Linked DNA regions of Homo sapiens: region 1 is linked to region 2. Evidence: chromatin loops called from intact Hi-C (ENCODE). Cell type or tissue: B cell. All regions are shown on one strand. Each heading gives the region's core, and the rest is flanking DNA. Links, peaks and the distances in the headings are about the cores only. Region 1 has its middle 63 kb from the start of MIR7706. Region 2 overlaps AKAP13 (A-kinase anchoring protein 13).

The links. A loop is a pair of places that touch in the nucleus more often than their neighbours do. Peaks named below come from ENCODE experiments on the same cell type or tissue, not always from the same donor. Only the 100,000 strongest peaks of a DNase experiment are listed, where the experiment ranks them.
Region 1: it touches region 2 in a loop (2.5-fold over the local background); 3 of 110 quality-filtered maps call a loop at or near these places.

Annotation. Positions count from the first base shown.
Region 1 is chr15:85,315,153-85,320,532 of GRCh38, reverse strand. No RefSeq gene overlaps it. Among named protein-coding and RNA genes, the nearest start is that of MIR7706, 63 kb to the left of the region's middle. RefSeq lists an enhancer at 1,929-2,028. In B cell, for the core only: a CTCF peak has its summit at 2,425 (motif pointing left); DNase peaks (open chromatin) are centred at 2,042 and 5,028; H3K27ac peaks cover 2,676 bases.
Region 2 is chr15:85,581,194-85,586,573 of GRCh38, reverse strand. It overlaps AKAP13 (A-kinase anchoring protein 13), which reads right to left. Exons shown (of 37, transcript NM_007200.5): 7 at 4,467-5,380; 8 at 751-872. Among named protein-coding and RNA genes, the nearest start is that of LINC02883, 170 kb to the left of the region's middle. RefSeq lists a silencer at 4,902-5,196. In B cell, for the core only: no CTCF peak of the experiment used is centred there; DNase peaks (open chromatin) are centred at 2,403, 3,673, 4,293, 4,883 and 1 weaker place; H3K4me3 peaks cover 1,735 bases; H3K27ac peaks cover 4,143 bases.

The DNA.
Region 1 (5,380 bases), core at 141-5,140, 270 kb after region 2:
CATCCGTATTGTTGCAGATGACAGTATCTCATTCTTTTTTCATGGCCAAATAATATTCCATTGTGTATATGTATCACATTTTTTGATCCATTCATTTGTTGGTGAACATTTAGGTTGATTCTCTACCTTGGCTGTGAATAGTGCTGCGATAAACGTAAGTGCAGATAAGAGCGCATAAGAGTGTAGATATCTCTTCGATATATTGCTTTCCTTTCTTTGGGTGTATACCCAACAGTGGGATTGCTGGATCGTATGGTAATTATATTTTTAGATTTTTTGTGAAACCTTCATACTGTTCTCCACCTTGTCTGTACTAATTTGCATTCTCACCACCAGTGAATGAGGGTTTCCCTTTCTCCACATCCTTGCCAACATTCATTACTGCCTGTCTTTTGGATAAGAGCTATTTTAACTGGGGTGAGGTGATATCTCATTGTAGTTTTGATATGCATTTCTCTTATGAGTAATGAGATTGAGGATTTTTTCATATAACTGTTGGTCATTTATATGTCTTTTTTTTTTTTTTTTTTGAGACAGGGTCTTGCTCCATTGCCCAGGTTGGAGAGCAGTGGTGTGATCTCAACTCATTGCAACCTTCACCTCCCAGGTTCAGGCAATTCTCCTGCCTCAGCCTCCTGAGTGGCTGGGATTACAGGCACATGCCACCACGCCCAGGTAATTTTTGTATTTTTAGTAGAGATGGGGATTTTGCCATATTGGCCAGGCTGGTCTCGAACCCCTGACCTCAAGCGATCTGCCCGCCCTGACGTCCTAAAGTGCTGGGATTACAGGCGTGAACCATGGTGCCCAGCCTCGTTTGTATGTCTTCTTTCGAGAGATGTCTATTCCGATCTTTTGCCCATTTTTAAATTGGATTTTTCTTTTTTTGCTATAGAGTTGTTTGAGCTCCTTATATATTGTGGTTATTAATCCTTTGTCAGATGGGTAGTTTGCAGATATTTTCTCCCCTCTGTGAGTTGTCTCTTCACTTTGTTGATTGTTTCTTTTGCTGTGCAGAAACTTTTTAGCTTGAGATGTTCCCAGTTGTCCACTTTTGCTTTGGTTGCCTGTGCTTTTAAGGTCTTACTCAGGAAACATTTGCCCAGAGCAATGTCCTGGAACATTTCCCCAGTGTTTTCTTTTAGTAGTTTTATGGCTTCAGGTCTTAGATGTAAGTCTTTAATCCATTTTCATTTGATTTTTTTTTTTTTTTGAGACTGAGTTTCGCTCTTGTTGCCTAGGCTGGAGTGCAATGGCATGATCTCGGCTCACCGCAACCTCTGCCTCCTGGGTTCAAGCGATTCTCCTGCCTCAGCCTCCTGCATAGCTGGGATTACAGGCATGTGCCACCACGCCCAGCTAGTTTTGCATTTTTAGTAGAGACAGGGTTTCTCCATGTTGGTCAAGCTAGTCTCGAACTCCCGACCTCAGGTGATCCGCCCGCCTCGGCCTCCCAAAGTGCTGGGATTACAGGCATGAGCCACTGCAATTGGCTGATTTGATTTTTATATATGGTGAGAGATAGGGGCCTAGTTTCATTCTTCTGCATATGGATATCTAGTCATAATAGAGTTTTGAAATACAAATGGACCCAAAGTTATGCAGCAGATGGGGGATTCCTAGAGTGGATGCTTGGGTTATGTTGAGCTCCAAACCCCAAGGCTTAAGGTAGAATGATTTTGGTTCTGATAGACGGAGGAAACTCCCAATTCCTTAGTATTAAATTCTCCTAGGAAGCTATTTTCTGACTTGCAGTGCCCTGTTCTGCAAGGATCGAGTCACAGGAAACATCAAGAAAGATGTGGTTAGTTCTTTACCAACTGCTGGACTGCTGGAATGTCCTCTGCCTTGATTCAGATGTTACTGGGGTGGGAGGGAAGCCCCTAATTATAGTCAGTTACTGACTCATATCCATACTTTGCTCATGGTTATTTCCTCTGAGAAGAAAATATGTGGTATTTTTGCCTAATGGGTGCGTATGTGTGTGTTGTTTATTATCTCTCCACAACGTCTTTACATGACCTTTAGCTGTAGGGTTGGGCCTTCCTAGGAGCTCTTAAGTCAGCTCCAGCTGTGCACACTGCTGCTGGATTGCTTTCACAGGCACACCCAGAATGTGGGTGTGGCATTGAAATACACAGCTCTCTGGGGTGTCATTTCACACTACCTGCTGTGGTCAGTAGCAACTGAACAGGATCTGGAAGCACACCTGCTCCTAGGAACTAGTCAGGACTCCCTAGGTTACAAGGAGCAGAAACCCAATGCACAGATTTAAAGGCAAAAAAGACTTACTGGCATATGTAACTGCATAGCATTGGAGGAGATTCAGGTACAGCTGGATCCAGGCCCCCACAGGATCATTGGAAGCTATTTCTATCTGCTTTCTTCTGTATTGGCCTCTTTTCAGGTGCACTCTCCCCCATCTGGTGGCCTGGGGCATATACAGTCTTCTGTTAATATTTTACTTGCTTATTAACTCCAGTATTTTTTATATACTGAGTTCTTTTTGAATGCTCTCTCTCTCAATAATTCCAGCAAAGGTTTGGAGACTTTTAATGGTCCAGCTAGGGCTATGTAACCATCTCTGAAGCAATCACATTGGCTAGGGCGGTAGAGTGGTCTCACCAAGAGGACACACATGCCCACCCCATTTCTGAGGCAGGGGCTTAGATCCACATGACACGGATTGAGAAAAGAAAGGTAGCTTTTGTTATAACAACTATTTGTACATACAAACTTCTCTGGAGTTAATTTTAGATAACTAATTTTTGAATACAGCGAAGTTTGAAATGATAGATTATAAACCTAATTTGTGAACATCGTCTTCCTACCTAACCGTATTTTATGAATTTCCACACTTAATGAAAATATGCTTTAAAAACATAGAAGTTTTCAATTCAAATGAGTAAGAAAGTTTCTGTACCGGGCATGGTGGCTCATGCCTGTAATCCCAGTACTTTGGGAGGCTGAGGTGGGCAGATCACTTGAGGTCAGGAGTTTGCGACCAGCCTGGACAACATGGTGAAACCTCATCTCTACTAAAAATACAAAAATTAGCTGGGCGTGGTCGTGGGAGCCTGTAATCCCAGCTACCTGGGAGACTGAGGCAGAAGAATCACTTGAACGTGGGAGGCAGAGGTTGCACTTAGCCAACATCCTGCCACTGCATTCCAGCCCGGTCGACTGAGCGAGACTCCGTCTCAAATATATATATATATATATATATATATATATATATATGTTTTTTTTTTAATAAAGCAATTGGGCAGCAACAGAGCGCTTATGTCTTTATATCGAATGGAAGAAAAACCCAATAGAAGAAATCTACTGCTTCTGACAGATCTTAGGGCATAATTTATTCAGACTTGGGGCCTTGAGTTCAATTTGATTCATTGAAAGCTCAGGAAACATTTTGGTTTGGTTTAAAGACTTGCCCATTTAGTTTTCCTACTGAAGGGATTTCTAACACAGTACCTGGAAAAAGAAAGTGTTTCTAGATTGAAGGAGTTTGCTGCAAATCTTCTCTCTTATTAAAGAAATACTCGTATTTCTGACTTCATATTTTCCCTTCTCTGAGGGGGCTTGTATTCTCTTTCATTGCACAGGGGTAAGATGCATTTTGGAGATGCGTTGCTTGATTTTAACTTCTGGCTCTGTTTCTCTGACTGTGACTTCATCAGAAAGCTAGTCACTCAGTGCCTTTCTATGCTTCCATTTCCTCATCTGTGAAAACCTACATAGGATAACCTACAGAAACTACTTAGGATGGTGCCTGGCACGTAGTAAGCCCTTTATTGGTGTTTGCTACCACTATTGTTATTTCATGAGCTCTCAAAGCACACAACCACAAGCCTGTTTTACTTCTGGTTGAGATGAAGCTTGGAGGGCAGAGGGCAGACGCCTGAAGCTAAGCAGCTTATTAAAAGTAGAATAGAAATAGATGAGAGGAAACCAAAGTGCTTTTCTCTTTAGATAGTTATCAAAGCACGCTTCGCTGCAGACTATGGGCTTGGGTATGGCCAGAGATCAAAGGCCCTCTTATGTGCAGTGACATTTCTGAGCACAGGGCTGAGTTATAAAACCCTTGAATGGAAGGTTTTGGAACTTGGAACACGGCTTGGGCTAGAAGGGCAGGGTTTTTATAGAGGCGATTCATGGAAGCGCTTATGCTGGTGAAGAACCCAGACTGTTATGACTCACTTGTCTCTTTATTGCTTTGGACCAAGAACTGTTGTTTCCTTTTAAGTGCCCCTGTAGGAGATGAGCTACAGACTAGGGCCAAGATAACTCTTGCAGGAAGACAGAGTGGCTTCAGTGAGTGTGAACGGGAATACCGCCTTGTTGGGCTCTGGGTCAAGTGTCCTGGACGAGCAGAATAAGGATTTTATTTTACCAGGGTAGAATTGCTTTTGGAAACTGGCAGCATCCTTAAAATCTTAAACTTCAGATAAGCTTTCCTTTTGTCTGTCTGCCATTTTCATTCTCTGAAAGCCCAAACTAAATTTGATGGTGTGACAAGTAGAGGACAGAAGAACAACTTTGGAAAGTAGAAATTAATGTGTCTGGGCTGCTACATATAGAACTAGGGATAGCAGAAGGGGTCATTTGAAGTCCAGGTTGCCTGAGGTCCTGCTAGATCTCCTGGGAAAAACTGAAGGGGACTTTTGGACTGATGGTGAGGCCTCGTGCGGTAGGCAGACTCCTAAGATATATTGCAGTGCTCTCTAACTCCTGGTCCTTACCTCTTTAGGTAAGCTCCTCCCCTTGTGTTCAGGCCAGACCTATTGACCTGCTTCTCATGAATGGAATATGACAAAAGCAATGGGATGTCACTTTCATGATGAGGTTGCAAGAGGTTGTGATTTCTACTTTGCTAGGAATCTCTCTTGCTGCTGCTTTCTCCTCTCTATTGACTTCTTGGCTTGTGTGCTTTGATGCTGAAACCAGCTGCCATGTTGGAGGAACCTGCAAGGCAAGAAATCCAGGGCAGCTTCTAGTCAGCATCCAGCAGAGAACTGGGTCCTCAGCCCAACGGCCCAAAAGGAAGTGAAACCTGCCAACAGCCACCGGATGAGTTTGGAAGTATATCTTGTCCCAGTTGAACCTTGTGTTGACTGTAGCCCAACTGGAGTAATTTTCAATGCAGCAATAGATAAAGAATATACCAGGTCAGTAAAATGTACTGTCTTGAACAAGGAGGGAAACAAAGATTACCCTCAAACTCTGGGGCTTTGGATACTCTTTATGAGTTTGGAACTTATTGTGAAGTAGCAGATCATCCAGAATTCAAGGAGACAGTGGTTCTTGGTCCCTGGGAGATCCTAGGTAATGTTATGGTCTCCAATACAGTGCTTGGCAGTTATTCCAAGACATTTGAGAA
Region 2 (5,380 bases), core at 252-5,251:
AGTAAAAATCTCATTTTGGCTATCAGTTTTTATATAAAGAAAGAAGAGTCAGGTTTAAGAAGGGTTTATAGGCCGAGTGCCATGACTCACATCTGTAATCCCAGCACTTTGGGAGGCTGAGGCAGGTGGATCACTTGAGGCCAGTTCGAAAACAGCCTGGCCAACATGGCAAAACCCCATCTCCACAAAAAGTACAAAAATTAGTCAGTCATGGTGGCGCATGCCTGTAATTTCAGCTACTCACAGCTGAAATTAGGCAGGAGGCGAAGGCAGGAGAATCGCTTTCACCCAGGAAGCAGAGGTTGCAGTGAGCTGAAATCACACCACTGCACTCCAGCCTGGGTGACAAGAGCAAAACTCCATCTCAAAAAAAAAAAAGAAAAAGAAAAAGAAGGAAAGAAAAAAAGAAAGAAAAGGTCTATAGATCCCCTTTTGTGATAGCTCAGATTTTGTGACAATTTAAGCTTACTGACAAATCTTAAAGCCTTGTGCTCAAGGGGAAAATGTTTTTCAGCATAATCTATAAGAAAACATGTAACAGCCCATTCCAAAACTTTGCTGTATGGTATATACCATTTATGAAAGCTTAGCTGCAGCAACATAAACACATTTATATAACAGCACAAGAGGGAAGGGGGAAAATACTATTTTGCCCACTTACCCTCAAATAAAAGACAAAGCCATAAATAAGACACAGCAGAACAGGATAAACACATTTTGTGCCCTTATAGACTTACTGATGCCACTTACCGCCTGGGTCATTGGGCCTTGCTTCATCTTCAGTGTAGCAGCTATGCTCCCTACAGCCACTTCTTCAGAAATTGAACTTGCTCTAAAATCCACTTCATCTTCAGCTTTCACGTCTGGCATTTCTGAAAGTGCAGGGGGGTTACAGAGTACATTTTTAAAAACTGATTCCTGTGCCTTACTATTCATACAACATGCTCCAGGTTTCATGTGTTTTGTTTTGCTTTTGCGTTAAAATGGAAAAGTATTCTTTTGTTGTCAGCGGCTAGTGTCATTTCTGACCCTATGCTGAGCTATTCCTTTATCGCATGGTTACTGGTTTTCCCTAGCCTTTGTAGGCGCTTGGAACTAAGCGAGGATCCAATTCAATGTCTTTTGAACATCCATTTCACTATTGACTTTTTATGACAAATCTGAGTGTAGCACCAACTTGCATATGGAAAACTAAATTCATAAGCTTCAGGGGAACAGATTAATAGCTGAAGCTAGGTAGTCCATCTTGGCCATCATCAAAAAAGCAAGGATTTGTACAAAACAAAAAGGAAAAAGCCACTGAGAATGAGAAAAAGCCTCTGGGACAAGTATGACTTTCACTAACATACAACACACTCTGATCCACCCATCACTGTAACCAGTAAGAATGAACTACTCAGCAGTTACGTCTTATTTTTAACCCTTATTTCTTCCAAAACTGAAACCTAATCACAGACTAGCTATCCCTTTCTTAAGAGAAACGTTTCTGCGCATGTTTTCTCAAGAATTACATAGTTGTCCTCTTGCTGGCCATGTTGACAGACCAAAAACAGTGGTGGTTTTTGTTACCTGACCACCACATGGTCAAGCAAATACAGGAAGGAAATGATAAATGATGTCTGAGGCAAATTTAGGCTTCTGACACTTCTTTAAACGGGACTCATGATTGAACAGTCAAAATTCACCTTAATAATCCAAATGCAAATGGAACTGTCATCTCGATTTCATGTGGAAATGCATCTGTGGTTATTAACCTAGTGATGCCACTACTCTGGCAAGAAAAATGCTCCCCACACTAAAGAGCACAGAAGTTTCTTTCACCAAAGAATAAATTATATTAAGATTTTATTCTAGGAGCACATGACATGTACAAAAGTCTACCTTAAATTTGTAAGAGTTACATTTCTATAGATGAACCTCTTTTCTTCCTTCTTTGACCTTATAATTATATAATCTTACCAGCAGTTTAAAAATGGGTAAACAAGTTTCCTTGCCCAAAGAACCAAAATCTGTGTTAAATTTCATAAAATGTTATTAAAGTTAAAATCTGACTAAGCAATCCCCTTAGAACTATCCCTTGATCAAAACATCTCTAAGTGAGTCAGAGTAATTTCTGGGGGGAAAGAGGGTTGCTTTCCTCTGGGGATGTGATTTTTGGTACCTCCTTCCTTTCCTATACCTATCAACTTTGAAAAGATGCATCTTGGCACAGCAACCAGTCACACTAGAAAACAGTGATTACTCACACTTGACGGGTGTCGGCAGCCTCTGCAGGACTGGCGTGGCTCAGTCATGCATCACTGATTTCCTAAGCACTGTGGTCAATGCTTTTGGTGGGTCAAGGGCCACATCCCCTTCTTTCAAACTGGCTCCTTCCAAATCAGCAGTTAAACCTATGTCTTCTCACTCACAAAACAGTATGATTAAATCTATGAGTAGAATGTAAACTTGATAGAAAATACCCTTTGGCTCTGAGATCACACTCAGGTGCTTTTTCTCTAAAGTAATGTGACCAGGGATTTTCCCAATCCTGGCCATTTTCTGAAGAAAGTACCAATTTCTTCATGACTGGCTACTTTCTCTGTAGTCTGAGACCATCAATACAGAGTTCCTCTGCAGTTTGAGACCATGAGTATGACTCCTTTTGGTAACAGGACAAGTAACTCACCTACACAAAATTTACCAACCTCAAGCCCATATATACTGCTGAAAGTCCATACATTTTTCTTCCTTCTCAAAACCTCAAAATCCTAAACATCCGTCATTTCTCACCATCTTTACTATATGTGCTAATAAAAATCAAAGTCTGAAATTCTCCCTGGTTTTTACTTTTTCTCATAGGATACTACAGACACAATCCCCACAGAGTTCACACTTGCTTGAGTCAAATTCTGACCACTGAGCCAGAAAGAGAAATAATTCCGGCCCATGTGGCCAAGGACGCAGCACCGAAATGAAAAGAACATCACCAGGCATCAGCTTACAGCCACTCCCATTCTTCTGAAATGCCAACCTGCCAGGGCCCCCAAAATAGACTTGTTGTTGTGGCTTTTTTTAAAAATTAGAGACCTCATTTAAATCCTGAGACAACAGCCAGCAAGTATCTATCACTAACAATCCAAAACATTAATAAAACTAAAAAGCTAAAGTCATCAAAAATTCTACCTCGGATTCCTTAAATCCCTCAACTGGGGAGGAAAAAGATTATAAACGGCTAAAAGCCCTTTACCAGGGAAAATAACCACTGTATTTAAATTGCGCTTCTTCCAAAGCAACTTCTTTTGCTCCATTGATTCATTTCTCTCCATAACCCTCCCCCACATTCTTAATACATATGTGTAAAGGGATTTTCAAAAATTGAAAAGAACAGCAAAAATAAACAATAAAGACAAAACAGGCTGCTTCTTACCTACAAAAGCCTAGGGGCAAGCATGGAGATAGGTCTTCTGTCTACAGCTGGTAACAGGTGGTGGTATAGAAGTGTGCATCAAACTGACCTTTAAAGACTTCAGGAGCCAAGATCGTGTCCGACTCCCGTTTCAGCTTCAGCCTCAACCCCCGTTAAGAAGTTTTATTCAGATAGTTTATTTCCACGGAGCAATAGCGGTTTCTCTTTGCTGCCTCGGAACATGGTTACCCACAGATGGAACAGGCTGCTGTGTGAGCAATCTGCTCAGTGCAGCTGCTTCACCAAGATAAAGCAGACACAAGGTCTGCCCTGTGACAGCAGCTCAGCAGACTGGGCTTGGGCGGAAATCCTGCATCCTATCCCCTGCACTGTGCAGGGTCTTGAATTCTCAGACTGCTGCCCAAAAGCAACAGGCAATGGAACTAGAGGTCCACTCCCCAAGCAGGAAAAGGAAGGAGTTCCCCGTCAACAACACCCCTAGCCCAAAAAAAACAAAAACAAACAAACAAAAAACCACCAATGACCTAATACCACCATTTTGGATGTTGGGAAGTCAGCTCAGAACAATACTTACAGCTGTTCATGAAACCACTCTGACTCTAAATTTGCTCAGAATACAGACTAGGATGATAGGGGAGGAAGGGAGTTTCAGGCTTGTAGATAAAACACAGCTTTTTGGCACTGTTTTCTATGGTACTAGAGAAAAGGATTAAGCCATGTGAATAAAAACATCTGCTAAATTCTTTCACCACTTTAGAGTACCTGTGATCTAGGCATTGTTTTCTAGGTTTGCAAAGTTGCAACCACTCCAGAATGAGACAGGAGTGTTTATAAGCTTAAGCAACCAAGCAGTAAGTCTACAATACAGGAAGCAAAATCTGTCCAACCCTGAGATGACGTGCCCCTCCTGATGGTGGTGACTATTAACTTGGCTACCTACCCAATGAGTGCAAGGCCTCAAAACAACAAAGATGCCTATATTTTTACCAGGACACCACAGTGACTCTTAAGGGAATCTGCTTCTCAGACTGTTAATTTTGTATTATGTTTTGCTTACCTGCTGCTGGCTCAGGCCCCTGGACAGGTAAAATGATCTTCTCTGGCTCCTCCCTTCCAGCAAAACATCCTGCAAGGCTCCCCGTGGCTTCCTCAGGAGTACTGCCCATTGGTAGGCTCTCCCCAGGTGGGAAAGTACTCACTTTTTCTGTAAAAGCACTCTCTAGTCCTTTAGTGAGAGGACCCAACTCAGGGCTGGACAGTGACATGTGACAGGCCTCCCCCTCAGTAAGCAGTGCTCCAGCGGCCTTGACTTGTTCGATGACAGCATCCACTATACGGCTGGCAGCCTCCTCTATCAAGTCTGCCCCCTTAGGCAGAGGTGCGTCCTGGGCAGAGACCATGCAAGGTAGAGAGGGAGTGCTCCTTTCCCTGCCTGAAGGCGGGGCTCGCATGACTTCCCTCACACCAGCTGGGGCCCCATCATCATGGGCTGAGAGCTCCATGTCTGTGGGGAGCTCCTTGGCAACAGGCTGCAGTAGGACAGGATGTGCTTCATCGTCTATTTGGGCTTCCTCAGCGTCACCCATGGTACAGCTGTGGTCTGCTCCCTCCAGCTTCCCTTTCTCCCAATCAAGAGGTATCATCTCTGGGGTTCCAACTCCCTGTGGGTCAGTCACAGCTTTGTCCTGTAGAGCCACTGGCAAACCTAGAACGGCATTCTTCTCTTGGCTCAACAAGACGTTTGGAATCAGGATGTCTTGGGTGTTGTGTGATATATTCTCTCTTCTGGGCTCAGCCATACCTTGTAGAGCATTAACCCCTGTAACATCCACCGTCACATCTCCACTCACCTCACAGGCACTAGTTTTTCCCTGGGATTGAGTGTTCTTCACTCCAACATCCAGAGGAGAAGGCTGACTGCAGTTAAGAGCATCGGACCCATCAGACCCATCTGGCAACAGACATGGCAAC